Linked DNA regions of Homo sapiens: region 2 is linked to region 1. Evidence: chromatin loops called from intact Hi-C (ENCODE). Cell type or tissue: heart right ventricle. All regions are shown on one strand. Links, peaks and the distances in the headings refer to the core of each region. The heading gives the core; the rest is flanking DNA. Region 1 has its middle 35 kb from the start of LINC02458. Region 2 has its middle 75 kb from the start of KITLG.

What was found. Peaks named below come from ENCODE experiments on the same cell type or tissue, not always from the same donor. Only the 100,000 strongest peaks of a DNase experiment are listed, where the experiment ranks them.
Region 2: a loop joins it to region 1, with 2.9 times the contacts of the local background. A loop is called at or near these places in 2 of 110 quality-filtered maps.

Annotation. Positions count from the first base shown.
Region 1 is chr12:88,983,407-88,986,340 of GRCh38, reverse strand. No RefSeq gene overlaps it. Among named protein-coding and RNA genes, the nearest start is that of LINC02458, 35 kb to the left of the region's middle. In heart right ventricle, for the core only: no CTCF peak of the experiment used is centred there; no DNase peak of the experiment used is centred there; H3K27ac peaks cover 700 bases.
Region 2 is chr12:88,653,825-88,656,758 of GRCh38, reverse strand. No RefSeq gene overlaps it. Among named protein-coding and RNA genes, the nearest start is that of KITLG, 75 kb to the right of the region's middle. In heart right ventricle, for the core only: no CTCF peak of the experiment used is centred there; no DNase peak of the experiment used is centred there.

The DNA of each region.
Region 1 (2,934 bases), core at 240-2,739:
TTAAGTATATCTTTGTCCTCTTTTAAAATGCATGAATTCCTCGAAGGATTAAGGCAAAGATGGAAGGGGAAAAAATTGTTGGCCCAGGGCAGGAATTGAGTCTGCAGATAAGGTTTCGTGCGGCCCAAACAAGTGTTTTAGTATTTCCGTTATTTGCCAACATTTAACAATTAAGAGGTTTTCCAGTAAATTTCTCTTTTTTGTGTTGAAACCACACCCCCTTTCTTTCTTGGTGACAATCTTGTGAAAGGACAGGCATCCTTTAGGGATCTCCAGTTCCTGCCTAATGCTGGACACTTGAAGTTACCTGCCTGGACTTTGCAACCTCTCATTTTAGGATACTGTTATCTCCTACCTGATAATGAATTAGCTAAAACAGTTTTTTATTTTTTCCCCAGCAGAAACTTAGGCAAGACTTCTGAGTTTTGTTATAGTAGGAGATGATGGTGATTTTTTTTAAGTGAGGCAATGGTAATCTTCATGGTAATCATAGATATGTAATTTGATTCTTAGAAAGGAATTTAGAGATTATCTAAGTAACCTCCCACTCAGTGAAAGAATTGTCTTACCTAATCTTTCAGAAATCTCTCTCTTTTTTTTTTTTGACGGATCTTTTTCTCTCTGTTGCCAAGGTTAGAGTGCAGTGGTGCAGTTATGGCTCACTGTAGCCTCGACCTCCTGTGCTTCAGTCGTCCTCCCACCTCAGCCTCCTGGGTACGTGGGACTACAGGCGCCTTTCACCATACCTGGCTAATTTTTGTATTTATTCAAGGGACAAAGCTTTGCCATGTTGCCCAGGCTGGTCTCGAACTCCTGGGCTCAAGCAATCAGCTCACTTTGGTCTCCCAAAGTTCTTGGATTACAGGTGAGAGCCATCATGCCTGGCCCTTTGCAGCAGTCTTTTGAAGAAGGCATTATTTTCCCCCTCTTTGGGGATGAGAAAATGGGTCCTCAAAGAATTCACACAGCTAGTGTCAGGGTCTAGGCTCTATCTGACTTGTATTTGTTTTCAAGTACAGAGTTATTTCCACCATACTCCACTGCTTTGCCATAAGGAGGTAGGATTTGTGTGTAGCTGGTATGAGAAATTTGTCACGGTCAATGTGTTTGTCTACTCAGTTCTCTGGAATCTGCTTTTCTGTCCTCGACTGTGACTCCAGACACAGTTCTAGATGCCCTGTGCCACTGGCATAATGACCATGTAATTTCCTTAATGTGTCTAACCTTGATTTTGACTGTGGTCTCTTGGTTCATGTTCCTTTCTCACTGCCGTTATGCTGTTATTGCTCAGTTCTCTCAATCTTTGTCTTGCTGATCCACAAGTTTTGGTGGTGATTTTCCTGAGTTTTCTGGATTGCAACCTCACTCTCTTTAGAGCCCTGCTACTGAAGGAGGATTGGAGGACTGAAAGCATGGTATCATTTGGGAACTTGTTAGAAATGAAGCATTTTATATCCTTATCAGAGCCATTGAATCAGAATCTGCCTCTGAGCAAGACCTCTGGCATGATTCATATGCCCATTAATACTTGCAAAGCACCACCCTTCTTATGTCTTCTTTCTCAGGCATCCTGGAGTATGTCTCCTTATTGCTGTAGCTATCCTGCTTTCCCATTGGATCAATTGAAGTCAATCAGAAATCTTGACAGTTCCTTGCACTTTTGACGTCACCTGATTCTAGAGACTGTGGCTGCCTTAATTCTCCCTAGACTCTACTTGGCTGCCATATTTATTTGGATGACATTGACAATAGGGTGTATATATGTGTGCATGCATGTGTAGAAGAAGGTATCTAGTTGAAGAGTGTATTTCCATCAAGATGGCAGGTATATGAACTGAACGTTAGAAGTTACAAAGGATTTTAAAAAGATGGAGTTTGAGAACAGAAAATCAAGAAAAAAGTATCTTATAATAATCACCAGTGAAATTAGGCATTTCTTGGTGACAACAAACGTGGTAAGGTTTCACATAAATTTCTCTCATCTAATCCTCACAAAGCTCTACAAATTAGGTTTGTTATTATCTCCCTTTTACAAATAAGGAAACGGAAGTACAAAGATGTCAATTAACTTTGCCCAAGACCACAACCCAAGTAAATGGCAGAGCAGGCCTTTGATGCTAGGCAGTGTGGATAGCACACATATGCTCTTAACCGCATCACTACCTGTGGAATCAATGTGAGAAAATAACTCTAGGTATGAGAAAAAGGTGTCCAATTCACTGCACCATGAATAGTCCAGGTTAGTTAGAACCTAATATATAAGAAGAGAAGTAATGGAAAGAAGGGACAGATACATAGAAAATTTCCATATAAAGAAGGGTCTGGGGTAGAAATATGGTGAAGGGTTGCAAGAGGTTGCTAAAGGTTGTTAACTTGATGTTTCATTTACAAAATAAACACTCTGTTTATACTTAGTGTATTACATTTGAGGTGGATTGGTAGCGGTGGTAGGGGCAGGCAAGGGCCAATGAATAACATGTGTAGGAAAACGTGCAAAGCTAGCTTGATCTTGTCATTGTCAAATCTGGAGAATTCAGCTGAAGAAGAGCATGCGTGGCCTCAAATGTTGACCTGCATGAAGATAATATAGCTAATAAAAGATCTGTATGCAAAGGAGATTGGGGAAAGAATAGTGAAGGGTCATGAGATACAGGGAGGGGAGTTGGGGAGTGGATTAATAGGTAATAGGACCTCAGCTAGAGCAGAGGCCCCCAGTTTACAAAGGAAGAGATGGCAAAAACCTTTACCTCATTATTGGCATGGGCATACAGGAGTGGGAATACTTAACCAGTATTTTGAATCTCAGTGACTAGAAGTTTGATGGAAGGACTGAATTAGACTAATAGAAATGAGAGATCTAGCCTCTATTTAATCATTTGAGGGGAAGGAGATCTCTCTAGTTTGCCTGGCATTCTGTTCTAACATGGGATAATT
Region 2 (2,934 bases), core at 232-2,731, 330 kb after region 1:
TATATTATATAAATATATATAATAAAAATATATAAATATACAAAATATAAAAATTATGTAACTATCAAGAATCTTGGGCTGTTTGTCTATGGCAGGTTTATTTTTATATTTCTACAGAGGAATTAAGAGACAAGGATAAGAACTCTGGTAACCTCAGTATTGTATGTGTGGTTGTAGCTAATATCCCTGACAGAAGATAAGGAAAATTACAAGTTTAACCACAAAATAGAGATATAAAATAGAAAAGAAAATTTCTGCCATTAACTTAGAACCCACAATCAAAGCATAAGAAACAAGAATCTGTGGTGTGCGGGTCCCTCACATTAACCAAATTAAAGCATGGTGGGTGTAGTAATCATCTTAAAAACTGATTTTAATTGTTGCAATTAACACACCCAATTTGTATTATTATTAAACATTTTAAACATGTCCAAATTTGAATCAGTTTTATTTTGGCTGATTAGATTGTTCTGTATCCAGCTGTAAACCTAAAGAGTAAACCAAGTAAAAGGAATATGTGAGATCAAGAAAACAGGGTATAGAAAAAAGAAAGAGGCAACTAGACTATCTAAGGTGATGGGGAAATATCACAGGATGGCGGTTTAGTAGCTGACCTAGCGAGCAACACATCTGATATGAGCAGCAGGACAGAGGGTTCCAAAATTGATGTGTCTAAGAAAAATGCATTAATAAAATACCACTTTGTTCATTAGTTTGAATGAGATGATTTATAGTTATAACAGAGAGCCTGGAAGTCATTGGGCAAGAGGTATAAGAGAAAGTAAACAATTAGAAATAAGAGACAATTACTAAATCAATGAGAAATAAAAGTTGTACCAGAAATAAATGTAATCATAGTATACAATATGGCTTACCTGTGGAGTGTTTACTTAGCAATAGACCTTTGACTAGGACCTACACTGTTGATGCTCCTGGTTTTCACACCTTCAGACTCAGACTGGAATTAACACCACCCTTTCCTGGGTCTACAGCTTGCACACAGCAGATTATGCAATTTTTCTACCTCCATAATACTGTGAGAAATGCCCCATAGTAAATCTCTTTCTGTATATGTATATATATATATATATATATATATATATATACACACACACACACACACACACATACACACACACACAGGATATAAATATATATATATAGGATATATACATTATCGGATATATATATATCAGATATATATATAGGATATATACATAGGATATATATATTGGATATATATATACACAGGATATATATATCTATCAGATAAGGTAGGATATATATAGGATATATATAGAGGATATATATATAGAGGATATATACAGAGGATATATATATAGAGAGGATATATATAGAGAGGATATATATATAAATATATAGAGAGGATATATATAGAGGATATATATATAGATGATATATTTAGAGGATATATATATATAGGATATATATAGAGGATATACTTAGGGTGTGTGTATATATATATACATATATATAGGGTATATATATAGAGGATATATATATCTCTCTCTCCTATTGTTTCTGTTTCTCTGGAAAACCTTGACTAATATAAACGCTAAGAAAGGAAAGAAACAATATGAGAAGTTAAAAAAGTTTATTGTCTCAGAACCAGCAAAAAGTTTAGACAACTCCATTTTATCCTTCCCTCAAGCCTTCCACTATCCCAAAATTATATGTGATCCCAACCTAAAATTGACTCTGTTCTCTCACTACCCCAAGTTCTAATAGTCCACTAGGCAAACTTACTTCCACCAGACATACATACACTTATACGTAAATCGGTGCAATGGAAGACCTTAAAAGGAAGGTGTGTGAGAGTCTTCTCTAAGGTGTAAGTCATTGATGACCTTCCTGAAGGTGAGATCAAGGTAACCAGACAAGTCTTCAAAGGTATCAGGTATCTGCCACCCTCACATTCTTTCCTTAACTGCTTAAAAATGTCTAAAAATATTTGACATTCACAGGCACTATAAATATGATTAATAAAAATCCTTCTGCACAACTATTACTGAAACACCAGGAATTCCGTCTAGGTCCTGCTGCTTGCCACACGGAAAGCCAGTCACTGAGACAACACGTATTGCCAAGGAAGAAGGCTTTACTTGGATGCTGCAGCTGAGAAGATGGGAGCTCAGTCTGAAATCCAGCTCCCTAACCAACCAAACCTAGGGTTTATATAGCAGGGAATAAATGTAACAATGTATAAGAAAACAAACTAGGGAGGGGCAAGGAAGCAATCATGATGAATGAGGGGGCTGGTATCTCACATTCTGGATGTGGTGATTTGGTGAATATCAGTTCTTTGAAACTTGGGGTCCTTTCCTGAGGAAGGAACTCAGATAAAACAAATTAGGTTTCAAGTCTTAAGACCAGAAATATCAATTTCTCATTTATTTATTTATTTAGAGACAGGGTCTCACTCTGTCACCCAGGCTGAAGTGCAGTGGCACAACCTTGGCTCACTGCAACTGCCACCTCCAGGGTTCAAGTGATTCTTGTGCCACAGACTCCAGAGTAGCTGGGATTGCAGGCACAGAAGGATCAATTTCTATGTTTATACATTTAAAAAAACCTATCTATGGGGCCACTGGCTCAGTTTCACTTCTGCCTTTCTATTTAACAATTCCTCAATCATGGAGAATCTGGTCATCCATATTTCTGGCTGCTTCATGCTGAGGAGGGGAGTCCTGGGTAGCTCCATGCTATAGGTGATTTCATGGCCACCCAGGAATCAAAGGAATCTAATACTATAGCTTTCTTCTGAAACAGTATTTCTCTCTCTAGTCTCCCACTTCCACCAAAGGCAAATCATACCAGGCCCAATCTACCTGCAAAATAATCCTCAGTCCCATCTCCTCGGCTGCAAAAGCTGATTAAAGCCTTCTTCCCTGACAATACTTGTTGTCTCAGTAA